Linked DNA regions of Homo sapiens: region 2 is linked to region 1. Evidence: chromatin loops called from intact Hi-C (ENCODE). Cell type or tissue: tibial artery. All regions are shown on one strand.

Region 1 (5,000 bases):
ATTTTATTTGTTATTTAATGACCTTCCCTTTCTCCTGTCAAACCATTGTTGATCTGTTAGTTTTAGCCAAGTCTTAGCTCTGTGAGAAGTTATTCACCGTCTCTGTTCCTTAGATTTCTTTTATGCAAAATGAAGGTAATAATGTTTATATGAAAATATTGCTGGATAACATATAATAAGATAATGAATAGGAAGAGATGAACATGTAACTTGTAGAAAATAAGCAATTAAAATATTTGTTATCTTCCCATTCTACCCTCTTTCCCTTGCTCACTTTGAAACTCAGCAAGAAGGCTACAAGAATGAGATTACAAAATCACTTCTTAATATGTTTTATTTTTTTTGTTCCTTTAAGCAGAATTTCCAAGGGAGAACTATTTTCATTAATAAAGTGCCTTTCATTTGACAGAGTAAAGCTTTATCATTTTATAATTTGTTTTTAATGCATATTCCCAGGGCATTCATCATTCGTGCTAATTATTTTTGGCTAATTACATACTAAAATCTTCACAAATATGCTCTACAAAAGGAACAGAAAATAGAGACTGAATTGGAGAACAAATACATCAACAATTCTTTCAATTTTATTTTAATGATGACAGGTCTTTTGAGATAGAAGCATTATATCTCCATTTAAGGAATACTACAAAGACATAATAAAATTATAAAGTTGGTCAAGAGACAGAGAGAAAGGAGGAGAAATCACTATGCTATACAATTTAATGCATAAGATGCTATTAGAAAACTGTGTTCATCAGGCCCAGCAAAACCCAAGCAGGGTGCAAAGGAAATACTTCCAGTCTTTATTCTGGCTAACAGTTCTGCATTATTGACATCATTGAGCATCCTATCTTATATGAAGGGTTTGACTTTCATACCTGGATTTCCATCCAAATGGCTATCTACTCCCATTCAGTCTCTTCAATGGCCTCTTATTTAAGTGTTGATAGTCCCCAGGGTGCTGTCCTTAGGTTGTCATCTTACTTTGCACATTCCATAGTGAATCTCATTCACTCTTATAATTTTGACTATCTTCTAAATACTAACATTACCCAAATCTGGAAATCCAGAATTTCTCTCCTGAGCTCCAGATCCATATTTAATACTGCCAATGGGTGTATTGACCTGGAGGACTGCCACATATTTCAAACTCAGTGTGTCTAATACTGAACTCATTCCTTTCCTCTACAGATCTGTTCCTCCTCATAATCTTCTGTCATATAACTTACAATCATCCTTAATTATCCTACTCACTCACCATCATGAGTTAGTTGATTTTTCACCAAATTCTATAGGTTTAGATTATTTTTCATTCGTTCTCTTGCTACATTTCCTCTGTTCTTTTTCCTTGCCCTTTTATAGTTTCCTGTCTCCTTGCCTGATTTTACACCCCCCATACTGCTCTCAATCTATCCTCTACACTGCAACCATGCCTATGTTATACAGTAGAAATCTGTATCACCAACTGGCACCCCACTGCCCTTAACATAAAACCCTAACTCTGTAACTTGTTGTATAGTCAGCCTCTGGATCTAGCCTCATCTCTTAGAACTTATTTTTTTTAATGCTATAGCCTGGGATTGCCAAAAGACTTGATTTTTCTTGAATGAGGCTTACTTTTTTACACCCCTATTCCCATTTACCTTTTATGTTCTGCTTCACTTATTTTTCAAGACTTAGCTCTGATGTTATTTTATCTGGAAGATATTTCTCCTAATGCCTTCTCTCTTCTCATTTTGTATTATGAATTACTTTCTACCGTACTGTAAACCAGATATTTGTATTACTACCAATTTAACCACTTGTATGTGTGTATATATACATACATATATATACACATTCTATACACTGATAAAACATATTATAATAATGTTACTAATATCTTATATTTATTGAGCATTTACCATATCTCAGGGAATGTTCCAAGTTCTTTATGCATGTTAACTGATTCAGTCCTCATACCCTGTTTACTATTATTAATCTTTACAGATGTAGACATTGAAACACAAACAAGTAAAGTAATTTTCCTACTGTCTAACAGAGCCAAAATTCAAATTCAAATAGTCTGGTTCCAAATCTTGTATTATTAACCATTTTATACTGGCTTTTACAGAAGGTAAGACATGCCTTACCGATTTGACATCAATCAGATAACATGTTGGTCCAGTAATGACAGCAGGTTCACTCCAGCTTATGCTGATGCTAAAAGGTGATGTTGCTACTACATGAACATTTTCAGGAGGACCATCTGGAGCTATGACAATAGAAAATTAATTATCTAGCTACATTAGAATTAGTACTTGCTACAGCACAATAATAGAAAAGACCATGAAAAATGGATAGTCATAATAAATTAATTTTAATTTTACATTAATTTATATTTCACAGAGTGCTAAAGGCATTACCAAATAAAAAGATCCAATTCTTTAAAATTAGTTACTCTAGATGAACAACTTCCACATGAAAACTTAATTAATTAAAATCATAAGTTCATTATTTTAAAACTTGAAATAATATTTTGAAAGGAAAGCATTACTATTGCTAAAGTAAACCTTTTTAAGCAAATATTTTTATTTTAAAACAGTTAACCTAGCAATGCTGTTTTAAGAAAACCCTTGCAGAAACGTAGTATTTGACTACAGAGAGATAGAGAAGCACAGCTGAAAATTAAAACTGGTATAATGAAAGTATACATATATTGTTTTACAAATGTAAATTGAGTTGATTTTATTGTTTTCACTGAGGGTGGAGAATATGAAATGGTTATTCAATTGTTCTGATCTATTATTAGAAATGCAATCTTCAAATATTTCTTGAATTCCTTATGACTCCAATTAAATTCTTTAATTTGTTCTACTTTCTTAATTTGTCCTACTTTGTTATTTTTTCAGTAACGCAAAACAAGAGACAATATCTTAAAAATGTTTCTGTTTAAAATCCTTATGTGTACAATTTCAATTTGTGAAGCCACTGGGAATTAGGAGAGATAATAGTATGCAGGGAAAGATTTAGCCACAGTTAATTTCACACAGACATTAACCTAAGAACACTGCTGCACACACCTCTGTCCTCCTGGGGCCCCTAGTCAATTCTAATGATATTAAATATTGAGAGATAAGTATTTCCCAATATTTTCAATTTTTAAATACATATGGGCAAACATTATTGAAAAAGTACTATCCCACAGATCCGGAGAAGATATAATCAGGAAGATGAAATATTCCTTTCCTCAAATAACTCATAATCTAGCAAGAATACAAGTTGTATGATCTTGGTGAAACACCAAAATGTTTGGACCTCAGTTTCCCCATCATATGAATATTTTATAGTGCTTTAAAAGAAATTATGAAAACAAAGTATGTAAAAGTGGCTAGTTCAGTATTTGCCACATTGTTGTCAATTACCAAGGTATCATAAAAGATAAAGATAAGGGATAAATAGAAATAAATAACATATAATCTACAATGAGAGAGCAAAGTGATGATACAGATGGGGCAGGGTTGCAAGGTAAAGATGCACAGTGAAGGTGGGAATTGCACTAGTCTTTGATAGATGAGAAGGATAGAGCAGGGTTAGGGGCACTTCTGTGATAAGGGGAGGATCATAGAAAAGCCACAAAGACATAAACAACAGGACCCACAGACAGATAGAGTTGTATTGCTGTAGAATTGCTTATCTTGGTAATGTTATTATTTTACAAGTAAAAAATAAATTACTCTAGGAAGGAGTCAATAAACTTCACCAGATTTCCAAAGGGATTCATGGTACAAAAAAAGATTCAGAATCCCTAAATCCAAGAAACAGAACTATCACAGAGAGACCAGTATTTATGGAGGAATAAAAATGTACAAGCCCAAGTAGTAATTTAGGAATTAAGCTAGAGAGTACCTGATTGTTACGTTAAAGAATTTGGAGTTTATTCTTTAAATAGTGGGATTCCGCTGAGGTTTTTGAGAAAAGAATTATTTTTCCATTGATTTAGGAAGACAACTCAGGTAACTATGAAAAAGTTAAGTTATTTGAAAAACACTGAGTGTAGATAAGCTCTTTCCAAAAGGCCAAGTAAAACATGAGATCCTAAATAAGAATAGTGACAGAAGGGATAGATAGAAGGAGATGAAACCTAGAGTCACTATAGAAAGATTAATAAAAAGAACTCGGAATAATTTGATGTGGGTGCAAATTGAGATAGAGAAAGTAGTAAAAGCTAACTCATGCATTAATATTAGTGAATTTTGGCAGTTCACAACAGCACATTCAGGAACATACACTGATTTTGGTGGGGTAAGACTATGGTAGGAGATGACAAATTTGGATTCATATTCATTGAGTTTGAGAACCTCCAGAAGTCTGAGAGGCCTATCTGGCAAATGGAAAGATGAGCTTGGAATGAGGCAAATAGGATCAGAATGGAGAAAGTTTCTGTCTTTGTTTTTAAATTGCAGATAATTTCTTGCAAGTTGGGATGGTATAAATATGGGCAGTATATCTGGTTCAAGTGAATCACATGCTCTGAAGAGAGTCAAAAGGTTTATTTCAATACTAGAGAGCTATAAGATGTTACTATCATTTGAACATGTCCCCTCCAAAATTTAGATGTTGAAATACAATGGCCAATGTGATGGTATGAAGAGGTGGGGCCTATAAGAGGTGATTACGTCATGAGAATACCTCCCATGGTGAATGGGATTAAGGTCCTTATAAGACAGGCTTCACTAAGCATTTGGATAGCTTGCTCTTCTGCTTTCCACTGTGTGAGGACACGCGTTCCTCCCCTCCAGAGGGTGCAACCCTCACCAGATAAGCAAATCTGTCTGCACCTTCATCTTGGACCTCCCAGCTTCCAGAACTATAAGAAAACAAATGTCTATTCTTACAAATTACCAAGTCTCTGATACTTTCTTATAGCAACACAAAACAGACTAAGAGATTAATAGTGGTGACAATCTTTAAACTGTGAATAAGTAATTGATATTTAGAATATATTTCTTAGGCATATA
Region 2 (5,000 bases), 170 kb after region 1:
TTCTCTATTGCGTTTGTAGGGCTAATCTTTCCCTCTTCTGTGCAACTACAATAAGTTTGGACATACTTCCATTGCTTCGCCTGTTGCACTGACTTATACTACATGTGTTTCCATACTTGTATTCTTTACTATGCTGTGGATATCATAAGACTATGCTTTTTCATGTGTATAACACATATTAGGATGTCAAAGACAAAGAACACATTTTTAGGAGAATAGATGATCCCAAATATACCACATAATTCCACTGGCTAGATCTCTAATTCGGTGTGAAACTGAATATAATATTAACCTCATTTATTGATCACTGTGTGTCAAATAATGTTTTATTCAATTTATATTTCACATGTTATGTCGAAAATCTGCAGAACAGGCCACGCGCAGTGGTTCATGCCTGTAATCCCAGCACTTTGGGAGGCCAAGGTGGGTGGATCACCTGAGGTCAGGAGTTTGAGACCAGCCTGACCAACATGGTGAAACCCCGTCTCTCCTAAAAATACAAAAATTAGCCAGGTGTGGTAGTGTGTGCCTGTAATCTAGCTACTCAGGAGCCTGAGGCAGGAGAATTGCTTGAATCCGGGAGGCAGAAGTTGCAGTGAGCCGAGATCGCGTCATTGCACTCCAGCCTGGGCAACAAGAGCAAAACTCTGTCTTATTAAAAAAAAAAAAAAATCTGCAGAACAGCCCACTAAAATGAGCATTTTCATCCTCTCAAATAGTCTATAGACTGTAAGTTTTCAAATTTCAAAAAATTCTATTGAAATTTTATCTTGAACAATACAATATATAACAGAAATGTGAATTTCTTAAATATCAAAGAGAATTTGCACACCTGCAACAACCCTGGTAAACATGCCACATCCTCCAAGGTTGCCTCTTATTCTGTGTACCATGATGTTATATATTACACCAGGAGTCACATCTGTAACTGTGTGCTCAGTCACCACTTCCCAAATAAGACAGTCTTTTGCAAATGTTCTATTTGATATATAAATCTTATAATGGGTGAAATTGATCTCTGTTGTATTCCACATTAAATTTGAAGAAATATTCACAGCTTTCAAAATTAAGCCACAAATCCTAGATGGTTCTAATGAAAAGGTAAATTATATATAAATAGAAATTACACATATATTAGTAAAAATAAAGCAATTATGAATATTATAATTTAAATATCTATGTAACAGTCCTTTAATTTACTCATGTATAATGTTCTATATGTTTATCTCTGCAAATAGAAAAATAAGACATTACATATGGGTTTTAATTTAAGTGACACAACAATATTCTCTCTAGTTCCCAAATATCTTTCCTTCATCAGTCATAAATCATTCGTGATAAAGGCATTCCTTTAGCTTTGTGCCTCTTGAGTGCTTGTAGCCATACATATCCTTATATGACATAATCAGAATTTTGTTAGCTACCACCAAGCACATAGCTAGATGCCGAATGAAGATGAAAGAGAATAAGTTAGAGAGGGAGCGAGGGCTAGGAGTAAGGGCATTTCCAAATGTCTTCTTGTTACATCAAAGCTTTTAGCATTCCTATATTGCTGCATTTTTAATCTGTTCATCGATACAACTAATGTTGCTACTTGCATTATCATTTAGTCTCCACTGAGAGGCAACCTCACAAATTTTCATGAGAACTGTTGATAACTAATACTATTATTCCACCTCACCCAAAAACATTACAAACCAATTTATAATAAATTTACAAACTTCAGGAAAGAGAAACAGAATTACTCTGTTTATCAACCCTCAGGTCAGTAGAAAATGAATTGTGCTTATATTATTATGGCATAATATATATACATGTGTATACATATGTATTCCATGTATCTAACATATATAACAATATATACATACACACATATATGCATACTTTTGGCTTCAGATTATTTTTAAAAACTCTGTGTGTAGCTCTCAATATATCTAGACATACAAATAATTTTTTAAATTCACATGTTTTTTGAGTTCTCTTAATCATATTCTTAAGATCATCATTACTTATCAGCTTTTATGTCTTAAAACAACCATAATCATGCTTAGCCAAAATATTTTCAAGTGTTACAGAACTATAAAACTAAATACTACCTATGATCTTTCCTTACTTATAGGCACTTTTTTCATTACAGATACACTGTAACCTTTGCCTTTAACTTTCTTCACTTGAAACATGTAGTCCATGCCCAGAGTCAATTTTTTTACTTTGGCTTTGTTGCCATAAACAATCACTTTAATCAGCTTTTCCTGTCTGGATGGCATGCAGTATGATATCTAGAGAAAGAGAAAAGTAAATTTATATTTTCCAAAGTTTAAAAAGCACTAATTCCGTAATAATCATATTTATAGTAATTACTACTACAAGGTAGAGGTTGTGATCCTTCCTATGTTCACTAAGGAATAATTTTAGGCTAGTAGAGGCAGAATAACTCAGTGAAGTTCACAGAGTGATAAGCATAGTGGATTGTCTTAGAAGTTTATGTAATAAAAGACCAATAGACTCCATGTGTTTTTAAATTTCACATGTATATATACGCATACAAACACAAATACTGATTTTTAAGTGTATATGCATATAATAGATACATTACATAAAGAGTAGGCCTTACTCTTCTGCACACCTGAAACAAAAAAATGTAAAAATGTATTTTAGAGATAGCTAATCATTATGGATAGTACCTACGACCTACTCTCTCAACTCCATGTAAACAGAAGACTATAGGAAGGGAAAGAAGAAAATCAATGGGGTCCCAAGTTTCTGGCCTAGCAGAGAATATCATGGCTTTTCCTTGGCTGCCCACAGAATGGGAAATAAGGTGCTTCTGCACACATTCTGACTCCAGCTAAATGAGGAGGGGCCCATGTGTATCACTACCATACATCTAGAGTGCCTGCTAGAAGGATTGACATCTCTCAATTGGACAGGTACTTAGGCAGCAGACTTCCTGCTCTGCCCCTATTCCTTACTGAGCAGAGCAAAGGGAAACTAGAAACAGAAAGCAGAACAAATAAAGTGTTGCTGTGGAGCAATTTGTACACCCACCTTTGCCTGAACAAAAATGCCAGAGTCTCCCATGGGTCAAGTATGACAACAGAGAGTGATCAGTCTTGGATCATCTTACCATTACCCAACCCAAGATCACTGTCACTGTGCAAGAAGACCTAGCAGCAAAAACCAGTGAGATATGATGCCAGATGAAGGAGCTAATAGGAGTTACAAATGTTGAACCAGAGCTGGGTCTGCCAAGTCAAGGAAATAGGCAATGGAAATAACCTCCAAGGTCCTCCAGAAAACTCACATATGTGCCTCAGGAGACAGCCAGTGTTTGAAGAACTGTTAATCAGATATCAGTGAAAGCCAGTCAGTATAGTCAGGGGAGTAGTAAAAAGCAACGAGAGAGAACTACAATAATAGACACCTGAAATAGAAAAGGCACTCCCAGTTCTTGTTGCATAAATTAGTGAATAAATGATAAATTCACATTTCATTCTGGTCCATCTTTCATCATAACCTAGGCCAAGTCTATGTATTATTCATTAAAGCTCTGAGAGTGAGCATTGCCTTTAGAAATTTTCAGTGGAGTAATCTGATATTTCCAATAACCTGGAGCTTTTTTTAATCCATTAAAAGCTACTTATAACAATCTTTATTCTTCTTCATTCCATACTTCATGTTTGTAGAATGGAAAGAAAGATACGTCAATTTTATAAGTTATTTAAACTTTGTTATGCTTTGAAAAACAGCTATTATATGGTAGAAGTCAAACAAATTTCCTAAGCAGACATAGTTATCACTGTCTTGTGGGAAAAGTGCTTCATTAATGAAGAAGATAATCCTGAGGTCTAGAAGCATACCATTGCTTATTGATTCATAAGGTGTCACTGATAATTACCTTACTTGTCTGACATATGGAGTGAGTAGAATGCTAAGAACTTCTGGTATGAAAAAGGATGGTAGGAGAAAATATCATGCAATTATAGTAGAATATAATCTTAATGAAGTGCTAAGTTCAGGCATAGTCACATTAAGACATTACCGAAGGGTAGAAGGAAAAGAAACTGTAGTGATCTAATGATAATAGTGTTTGACTAATTTTTTAATATGTAATTCAAAAAATAGAGGATTATCCCCTCCAAAAATTATGTAGAATACACATGCCTAATAGAAATGTAATTTGTGTTTTATTTCCACTTTTAAATCATACTTTGGAGGCATGTGATGATTAATTTTAAATGATTAGAGAAATGATCCCAATTATCCAAGTGCGCTTTGCTAAGCAACCAGGATACTGTTACCTAATTCATTAAAATTTAACAAATAATCTAACTGGCCAAGAAAGACTCAGATAACCATTAGTGATATAATGTGGTCAGTAATATTCTGAACCTTAAAGATTAATATGTTTCCTTAAAATCAGTTTCACTTAATAACATACATAATTTATATCGCTGAAAAAATGTGCTCAAATAGAGTAAAAAGTAATCGTATATATATTTAACTGACAAAAAATGGTTTTATGGCCTCAGTTAACCCCATAGAAGATCATTCCATTTGACATTTGCCTTAAGATGTAAGAATTAGAACAAACAGAAAAGGTTAAGAAACATAAATCTTTTACAATTAATATTAAAAATGTGTAAGGTTTTCACTACAGAATACCTATAGTGAATATAGGAATGAATTGAATCATTCTGGAAAGGATGGAATTTTTCATGAGTGATTTATTATTCAGGATGCCCCTATCACTGAATGACATTTACAAATGACAAATAGAATACTAATTCCTGACTTTGTGACCTTGTTAGTGTAGAATATCCTCACCTCTTTTCCATGAGCATGAATCACATCTTTTGGTATGATTTGGTAATCAGGGAAGGGTATAGGGAGATTATATTCGAGCTGAGAACTCAGTGACAGAAAAAGGTTAACCAAAACTGGAGGGAAGATGCACGTACAATGGGAATGTCAAGCATTAAAACCATGTAGGGTGGGTG

What was found. Hi-C counts contacts between places; a loop is a spot of excess contacts. Peaks named below come from ENCODE experiments on the same cell type or tissue, not always from the same donor. Only the 100,000 strongest peaks of a DNase experiment are listed, where the experiment ranks them.
Region 2: a loop joins it to region 1, with 2.2 times the contacts of the local background. A loop is called at or near these places in 2 of 110 quality-filtered maps.

What each region holds. Positions count from the first base shown.
Region 1 is chr12:80,602,313-80,607,312 of GRCh38, reverse strand. PTPRQ (protein tyrosine phosphatase receptor type Q) reads right to left here. Exons shown (of 45, transcript NM_001145026.2): 27 at 2,133-2,254. The region is part of intron 1 of LOC105369867 (a long non-coding RNA gene); the gene reads left to right. Among named protein-coding and RNA genes, the nearest start is that of MYF6, 100 kb to the left of the region's middle. In tibial artery, no CTCF peak of the experiment used is centred here; no DNase peak of the experiment used is centred here.
Region 2 is chr12:80,432,215-80,437,214 of GRCh38, reverse strand. No RefSeq gene overlaps it. Among named protein-coding and RNA genes, the nearest start is that of PTPRQ, 9.5 kb to the left of the region's middle. In tibial artery, no CTCF peak of the experiment used is centred here; no DNase peak of the experiment used is centred here.